Regions from separate parts of the Homo sapiens genome. Here region 1 is linked to region 2. A link is a contact called in ENCODE Hi-C or POLR2A ChIA-PET data. All regions are on one chromosome and are shown on one strand. The core of a region is the stretch at or near the end of the contact, and the rest is flanking DNA. Distances in the headings are between cores, read along the strand shown.

Evidence for each region. Hi-C counts contacts between places; a loop is a spot of excess contacts on that map. ChIA-PET counts read pairs that join two places held with the same protein, here RNA polymerase II (POLR2A). Pooled maps may share reads with other maps.
Region 1: a map of ascending aorta shows a loop between it and region 2 (4-fold over the local background). The contact joins the promoter of BRMS1 here to the promoter of FKBP2 in region 2. A Hi-C loop is called at or near these places in 1 of 168 maps with a recorded cell type or tissue (ascending aorta) and 2 of 50 pooled maps. POLR2A ChIA-PET finds 5 or more read pairs at or near these places in 1 of 52 experiments (activated CD4-positive, alpha-beta T cell).

Annotation. Positions count from the first base shown.
Region 1 is chr11:66,342,464-66,347,029 of GRCh38, forward strand. It overlaps BRMS1 (BRMS1 transcriptional repressor and anoikis regulator), which reads right to left and starts at 2,641. Exons shown (of 10, transcript NM_015399.4): 1 at 2,509-2,641. B4GAT1 (beta-1,4-glucuronyltransferase 1) reads right to left here. Exons shown (of 2, transcript NM_006876.3): 1 at 4,027-4,566; 2 at 2,911-3,777. The coding sequence ends at 3,586. RefSeq lists enhancers at 2,381-2,931, 2,387-2,816.
Region 2 is chr11:64,239,314-64,243,503 of GRCh38, forward strand. It overlaps FKBP2 (FKBP prolyl isomerase 2), which reads left to right and starts at 1,782. Exons shown (of 6, transcript NM_004470.4): 1 at 1,782-1,819; 2 at 3,071-3,245; 3 at 3,886-3,998; 4 at 4,138-4,184. The coding sequence starts at 3,075. It overlaps LOC114841035, which reads left to right and starts at 1,782. Exons shown (of 6, transcript NM_001370414.1): 1 at 1,782-2,900; 2 at 3,071-3,245; 3 at 3,886-3,998; 4 at 4,138-4,184. The coding sequence starts at 1,967. The coding sequence ends at 2,764. RefSeq lists enhancers at 789-1,691, 1,191-1,250, 1,291-1,410, 1,692-2,592, 3,495-4,190 and silencers at 1,691-2,710, 2,741-2,980.

The sequences.
Region 1 (4,566 bases), core at 1,391-3,890, 2.1 Mb after region 2:
CTGGTGATCCTAATCCTAGCAATACTGGCCAAGGCTGTGATCCACAGAAAGGAAAGGCCCAGGGGGCACTCTCCACTGCCTTTGCAACTGGACCTAAATTTCTTTTCTTCTTATTATTTTTTGAGACAGAGTCTCGCTCTGTTGACAAGCTGGAGTGCAGTGGCACGATCTCAGCTCACTGCAACCTCCTCCTCCTGGGTTCAAGCGATTCTCCTGCCTCAGCCTCCTGAGTAGTGAGATTACAGGCGCCCGCACCACACCCAAACTGGACCTAAATTTCTAACTGGGGCTTTCAAGGTCTTTCCCAGACTGGACTTGACCTACCGGTCCAGCTCCTTCATCCCAACATATAATGGCTAGTGCTTGCACTTCCACTATCCACCCTCTGCCTCAGCTGTTCCTTCTGCCTATAATGTCCTCGGCTTCTCTTCCAGATAATGTTACAATCTCCTTGTCTTTCATTGTGCTCTGGGTCAAATCCCATCTCCTTCTGCTTCCTCTTGGACCGCAGGTCATCAGTGCTCCCCTCTCTTTTCTGTGTCTTCAGCTTCTAACTCTTAGCAACCTCCTTCCCATGAAACTTTGGATGTGCTTGGGTACTTCCTAGCATTAACAAAACACAGAAACACAAAACCTCACCCATTCCACCTAACTGCTCCATTTGCCACTTCACAGTTACACTTTTCAAGGTCTCATGAACACTGGCTGTTCCTACTTTCACCTCCCACTTGTTCGATGTCCTCAATCTCAGCTGAAACTGATCCCGTAGCATTAACCAATGACTTCCTTGTGGCTAATGCCAATATTTTTCAGTGCTTATTTTAATTGTCTGCTCGGCAACATCCAACACTGGTAAGCATTCCTTCTTTTACTGACTCATCTAACATGTATTGAACATCTAACATATGCTAGGTACCGTCAGACGCTATGGTATGCAGGCGCCCAAGTGTGAATGTCTTTGACCTCACGGAGTTTACAAGTTCCTGGGAGACAGGGGCAAAGGAGCACACTATAACCATGATAGGAGGAGAGTTAAGACCAGGGGCATAAGGGAGGGGTATATAACCAGGACCTGGAGCCCGATGCAGCAGGGAGGCTTCCAGACAAAGATGGACCAGCTGGGTGAGCTGCACTTATTGAGGGAACATTCCAGGTAGAGTCAGTAGCAAAGACCCAGAAATAAGAGAAGGAAAGCAGCTGGGGGAACATGGGTCTAAGTCTCAGTGAGAAATCTGAGCTGCAGGGATTTGGTCGTCAGCATACAGCAAGTTCTTCATGCCACAGGAGAAGGTGCAACCAGCAAGGCACAATGTGTGCGATCAGAAGACGCCCAGGGTCACCAAAGGGGCAGATGAGGAGACCCCTACAAAGGAGGAGGCAAAACCCGAAGTGGTGGAGAAAGAGTTTTAGAAGAAAGCCAAGTACTGCCAAGGAGTAATTGCACTGATAGTGCCAAGTACTGCCAAGAGATCACCTAAGAAGAAGAAAACAGTCCTCTCAGCAGATAATCTCTCAACCTCCTGCAGGCTTCTATTTTATTGTGTTCTTCCAACTTCTCTGGACACTGCTTTGTAGTCCTTTAGAACAGTGCAGACACCACTCCCTCCAGGAAGCTTTGTTTATATCTATTTGCCTGTTCTCATATCTGTCCCCGCAATCAGTCTATGAGCCTCACTAGGGCAGGGGCTGCACATGTAACTTATTTACCTAGCACAGTGCTGGTTCACTTGATGACTGGAGGATTTGCAAATACAAATTTAACAAAAAAATTTTTTGTGAGACAGACATTAGTTTTTACTTTTCGGTAGTCCCAGGTCCCTGTAATGGTAGCAAGCTTTCCTTGACACCAGTTCAAGTTGTGTATAGTAAGCCTGGCCTAGGTGAGTGTTTAGTCATATTCCTCAACAATTTCACTAATGACCTGCACCTGACTTGAAAGGCTCGGTTCTCTAAACCAGCTTCATCTTCCCGTTATCAAGCCTCAGTTCCCAACATTTGCAATGCCTCTTCACTGTTAGTATATTCACTTTGTAAGATGCAGCTTAAGTCTATCTCTTCCAGAAGCCTTTCTTTCCTCCCCCTGGTTCTGATTATGAGTGAGTTAAGTCACAACCTTCCCACCTTACCCCGGGTGCAAAAAGCGGATAACCATTCCTGCTCTGAGTGTTGAGGAGCTCACAGGTGGTAAGGGATGGAAAAGCACACTGTAAAGCGCTGTACACAGGCAATTTATCTTTTCAGAATGGCAGCTCCTCCGGGGCAGGCCCCTAGGGAAGGCAGACCCTCCCCACTCTCGCAGAGGTCAATCCAGCTTCTCCGCAGCGCCCAGGGGGCCTCCCGCTCCCTTCTAGATGCGCCGGAGCGGGCCGGAATATCACTGGCTCGCCCGCAGCCCAGCACGCGTCAGGCCGGTTAAATCTCTGCTTCGGCCTCGGAGGAGGAGGTTGTGCCGGCCCTGCTCGACTAACCGGAGAGGGCGAACCAAAAGCCATGCATGACGATACGCACCGCGGGGACTGGAGCCTCTGGCCTCACGACGGAGATTCCCTGAGAGCTGCCCGTGGTTGCCGGTACCGGCTGCTGCCGCCGGACTCCCGTAGGCGCTGCGCGGCTCCCTTTTCTTCGGGAGGCAGAGCCTATCGGTGCTTCCGTGTGCGTCATCAGGAGGCGACCGTCGGGGATGCTCACAGTTGGACAGTTTGGTCCCGAGGCATGCTGGGATACCGCGGGCCGGTCTCCATAGTAACTGGCCGACATTCGCGCAGGCCTTCGGCCTGCAGGGAAGGCCCTGATGGTTCAGTGCTTTGCAGACGGTGCCCTTCGTCCGCGGCCATCTCCCCACGGCGTGCAAGGGGAGAAGCCGGCCCCGATCCCCCCACCCCCAGCTCAGGAGAGTAACGGAGCCAGCTGTGGGTGTGAACACGCATTTATTTACACATTGTCATCGGTAGGCACATACCCAGCCCAGCCCGTTGAAGGGACAGATCTCAGGCTGTCACCCATGGAACCTGCAGACCCTTCCCTCCTCCAGAACCCTTGAAGGCGAAGCCCTGAGAGAACCAGGAATTTTAGGCTTCTGTTCAAGAGCTAAGAACTAAATTTTATGCCTTCATCTGATTTCTTTCCAAAAAGTCCATTTCATTAAGTATTCAGACTTCTTAGCTCCATCCCATTCATACTTTTTGCTCTCCTACTACCCACCCAAGATTGTTAATAATAACAATAATAATAACAACAATAATACTGCGATAATATTAATACTTCACATTTGTACGAAGCTTACAGAATGTTTTCACATATAGCATCTCATCTGAGCCTCCCAACAGTTCCGTGAGGTAGGTATTCTCACCTCCCTTTTTACAGACAGGGTAACCGAGGCTCAGAGAGGTAACGGGATTTACTCAAGGCCACACAGCTAGTTAGTGGTAAAGCTAGGAATCGATCCCAGCACCCCATATCCAAGTCCAGTGTTTCAACACCACAGCTACCTCTGTAAAGTGGAGCGACATTTCTTACCCCAGTCAGGCCTAAATGGTGGCCTGAGGAGCCAAGAGGCTGACTTCTCAGATTAGGGGAGGGAAGGGCTCAGCAGCGTCGGGGAGAGTTGGGGTACTTGGCCTTCAACTCCTGTTTGAACTGGCGATATAGGATCTTATTGTGCTGATTTTCAGCCTCCTTTTGGGGATGGAACTTCAACGCTTCTTTGAAGCCCTTATGAACCAAGAAACCTTCGTTCAGGACCTCAAAATCAAACCCCGCCACATGCAGCTCGCAGGCCTGCAGGAGGAAAGACAGGTTAGCAAAGTTTGATGACATTGACAGGCCTGAGACTGACTTCCCTAAAGCCACAGTCCAGCGTCCTCACCCCTCTGGAAGTATCCTGGATCTTCCACACCATCCACCCACCTCCTGAACTATGATCCCTCCTGCTTCATTGCCTCCTTTCCATCCAGGGCCACTCCTCATAACTCCCTGATCCCACCACCCCTCCTGCCCCATTACCCCTGCCCTCTCCCTTATGAGCACCTGGCTGATTCGGTTGAAGCCGTACTGCCGAAAGCGCTCGTCGAAGGTGGGCACCTTGCCTCCTGCCACGTAGAATGGCTCCCAGGGGTCCTGCCAAGGTACCACGTAGGCGGGCCGCAGCAAGCTCTCTTCCGGCAGGTTGACCCAGCGGGAATAGTTGGTGGGTGCCTGGCAGGGGGTGCACAACCCATAATAGAAGGGCCGCACCTCGCCAACCTGGTAGAGCTGCACCAGCTCGTTTTTGTTCATGGGCATGCGGCGGGCTCTTCGGATTTCGAAGGCAGGCACCACCAGCGCGGTGCCTCCCCACTGGTTGCTCTGATCCAGCATTTCCCGCAGGCCTCTCCACAGCCCCTCGCTGGGCACCATGTCCACATCGATCACCAGGGCATAGTTGGCCCCCTCACGAGCCAGATTCCTCAGCAGGTTATTGGGGTAGGAGACATTGGTGCCCAGCGCATAATTAATCCCGGGCTGGGCCACCCTGGCTAGCTTGTCAAAGACCTCCTGGCAGGACCGCAGCAGGGCAAACTCCCCCGG
Region 2 (4,190 bases), core at 532-3,031:
CCTCAGCACCTGCCCTGTCTTAACTTCACTCCCACCTCCCTGAAAGGGAAGCACCGCAAGTCTGGGGCTGGTGGGCCTGGTTTGGGCGGCAGGCTCCCCTCAACCCAACCCACAGTTTTTTGTTTTTTTTTTTGTTTTTGGACAGAGTCTCACTCTGTCACCCAGGCTGGAGTGCAATGGCACAATCTCCACTCACTGCAACCTCCATCTCCTGGGTTCAAGCGATTCTCCTGCCTCAGTCTCCCAAGTAGCTAGGATTACAGGTGCCCACCACCATGCCCAGCTAATTTTTGCATTTTTAGTAGAGACGGGTTTCACCATGTTGGCCAGGCTGGTCTCGAACTCCTGACCTTGGGTGAACCACCTGCCTCAGCCTCCCAAAGTGCTGAGATTAGAGGCGTGAGCCACCGCGCCCGCCCAACCCACACAGTTTTCTCCACCCTCGCCTCCCTTGCATCCTGCAGCTTCCTTCATCATCAGTTGCTGCCTGAGATTCTCCTGACTTGTCTATCCTAGCCCAAGCCCAGCCCCTACCCTTCTCCCTGCAGCCTCCAGTGCCCAGGGCTGAGTGGTTTGGGGTGGATGAAAGGCCAACCTTGGGCACCACTGCTTTGCCTGCTGAAGCAGGACATTCAGGGGCAGAGTTAACTCAATTGGGCAGCCACTGGGAGGGGCAGCCACCCTAATGGAGGCTTTCTCTGAGGTGTTGGGTCAGAGCATGTGGGTATGATCTTAGTGGGCCTAAGGCAGGAGTGGGTTGAACCAGGAGACAATTCCTGACAGCGATTACTACTTTCAAATCATTTTCTCAGTCATGATGTCACTGGACATGCCATAGGTCAATTAGCATGAGGCAGAAAGGGGTTAGGGCCCCAGAGCTACCGCCTCCAGAGCCCAGTTAGCCCCACCAGTCACGCACAATGCTTCACATGCACCTCCTCACTTTCTCCTCGCTCGATTCTGAGGTCAGCATCATGATTGTCTTCCTTTTACAATTGAGGAAATAGGCTCAGAAAGGCTAACTGGCCGGGGGGATTTGACCTCAACTCAGCTGTCTCCCTAACCTTCAACCTAGGTTTAGCTGCCTCTCAACTGCAGGTTCATTACTTCAGTTGACAGATGTTTGGTGGCTGCTGGGGCGCCTGAAAATAAGTCTGGTGGGGGAACAGGCCCAGCCAGATCATTCCAGTCATGAGTCACAGCCCAGGTGCACAGGTAGAGGTAAGCCTGGCTCCTGGGAGAGAGATGTGGGCAGGAGCATTGGCTGGAAGCCAGGGCTTGTCATTGGACATCATCTCGGTCCTGCAGGGGCCCTGTGGGGTGGGTGTCATCAAGCCCGTGTTACACGCCTGTATTGGATGACAAATTCTACCAAGCACACAGCCGACCGGGAGTTCAAACGTGAGTGTCACTGTGAAGCCCAGGCTCCACAGCGACTGAGGGCCGTGGGCCATGATGAGGCCCGGGAAAACAGGAGTGCTGTGGGAGAGGCTGGGGGCGACTTGAAATGGCGCCTCAAGACCCCCTCCGGGAACCCACGCCCGCCTGACCTTACTATCACCTCGGCCGGAAGTGTCTCCGGCCTTTTCGGAAGTCACTTTCACCTAACCTTACAGACTACCGCTCCGCCGGAAGTGACGCAGGGCAGCGGCGTCGCGGGGGCGGGGCTCGGGAAAGACCCGTGCCAGCGGGCGTGTGGCCGCGGGTTTCGCACGGTCCAATAAGGGAGGGCGGCGTGGCCCGGCCTGGTAGCGACGAGGACGCGCCTGCGCAGAGGCGGCAGCACCACCGGGGTTGACTCCGGGGGCGCGGCGAGGAGGTGAGCGGGGGCCACAGCCCGGGCTGGGGGGAGCCGGGGTGCAAGAGGGCAGGCTGGATCAGGCCGGGCAGAAGCGGACCGGGCTCCGAGTGTCAACGAGAGCTAGGTGACGAGGAAATTGGGGGTGGGGGCCGGAGCTGTCCGGAGATGCCGCAGGGGGAGGGTTCTCACGCCGCACGGGGCGGAGTCCTGGGACTCGGGGCGGGACGTGGAACCGGGACGGGTGGGACCTCCGAGCTGGTGCCAGTGGAAGGCGGAGCCCGGCGGCGGGGGGCGGAGCTAGGAGGGTCGGGGGACGGAGCCTGGCTCTTGAAGGAGGAGCTGGAGGAGGTGAAAGGCGGAGCCTCGGGGTCGGAAGCAGAGGGGGACGGAGCGGAGGCGCTGGGGGCGGGGCTTCAGCCGGTGAGTGGCGTGGCTACGGCTCCGGAAAAGGGGTCTAGTTCTGTCGAAGGCGGGGCTGCAGGCCCGGGGGCGGTACCGCGTCCTCCGAAGGGCGGTGCCAAGGAGCCAAGTGAGGAGCCTGGCCCGAGTAATGGCCCCGGGCGTCCTCGCGGGGGTGGTCTCCGTGGTGGCCGGGCTTGGGGACGCCGTAGGCCGAGAACTCCACCGGGAGAGGTGGTGTGGGTGGAGCGGGCTCGGCGGCCAGCAGACACAGGGCCAGTCTGGGTGCCCCGGAGACCCCCAAGGGCTCAGAGTTGGGGCGGCGCCCCGGGCGGAAGCACAGGGCCAGGCTGGGGGGTATCTCCCGAGGACCCGGGCTCCTCGGAGCCACCCAGTGGGGATGTGTGGGTGCCTCGGGGCCGGCCCCCTGCAGCGGCCGCAGAGGTGTTGGTGTGCTGGACCGGGGGCAGCTGGGTGTGGCGTGAGTGGGGCCGCCCAGTCGGGGCAACTGCAGTGCAGCCAGATAGGGTCTGGACTTTGCGTAAAGGGACAGGCGGGAACTGAAGAGCGGAGGTGGGGACTGGGAGGGAGGGAAGGTATGGGGGTGAGCAAAGGGGCGGGTCCCTGGCTGCTGTGGCCTCCCCTGACCCCCTCCCCCCGCTGCTGGGGTCCTCGGCCAAGCCCCCTTCTCACTGGACTGGTAAGTGTGGCCCCGGAGCCCGGGGGAGAGGGCGGTGACCCGGGACAAAGGGGATCCCCCGGGGCAAGGAAGATACAGTGGCGGTGGAACCCTCCTGTTACCTACCCGTGTTCCATACTCTCCCTGCCCTCCCCCACGTTCAGTCGGTCGGTCGGGGTCTGTGCCCACAGAGACATGAGGCTGAGCTGGTTCCGGGTCCTGACAGTACTGTCCATCTGCCTGAGCGCCGTGGCCACGGCCACGGGGGCCGAGGGCAAAAGGAAGCTGCAGATCGGGGTCAAGAAGCGGGTGGACCACTGTCCCATCAAATCGCGCAAAGGGGATGTCCTGCACATGCACTACACGGTGAGTGGGTTGGGCGGGCCTTTTGGGAGTGGGTGGGGCTTCCGAGGACCAGAGAGTGCTTGGGAGTCTGGTTCTCCATAAGCCAGGTAGGTGACCTTGGGCAAGTCCCCTCTCGCCTCTAAGCCAGTTTCCATGGTTCTGCCTTGCCCTTGCCTACTGCCCAGGTGGGCACCAGCAGGCAGTGACAGTGTACTGTGAGCTGCCCAAGGCTCTGTCCTCTTAAAGAACTATGACCAGCTGGGCGCAGTGGCTCACCCCTGTAATCCCAGCACTTTGGGAGGCCGAGGCGGGTGGATCACCTGAGGTCAGGAATTTGAGACCAGTTTGGCCTCATGATGAAACTTTCTCTGCTAAAAATACAAAATTAGCCAGGCGTGGTGGCGGGCGCCTATAATCCCAGCTACTTGGGAGGCTGAGGTGGAAGAATTGCTTGAACCCGGGAGGCAGAGGCTGCAGGGAGGCGAGATCACGCCGCTGCACTCCAGCCATGGCAACAGAGACTCCATCTCAAAAAACAAAAAGGACTGACCACCAGGGCTGTGGGTGGGCGTGGGGGGGCAGCTTGATGGGGAAAGCAGCTGAGGGAGGGGGTGTCAGGGGTGGTCCCCTCTTCCTCACTGGCCTTCTCATGGTTCCACAGGGGAAGCTGGAAGATGGGACAGAGTTTGACAGCAGCCTGCCCCAGAACCAGCCCTTTGTCTTCTCCCTTGGCACAGGCCAGGTCATCAAGGGCTGGGACCAGGGGCTGCTGGGGTGAGTCATGGGGGAATGGGCTTGGGAGTGGGGGCGTGCATGGCCACCGCCCAGGAGGTAAGCTGTGGGAGGCAAGCCCCAGGGATACAAGACAAGGGCCCTGGGTGCTGCCATGGGCTGAGCATGTGTCTTCCTGCAGGATGTGTGAGGGGGAAAAGCGCAAGCTGGTGATCCCATCCGAGCTAGGTAAGA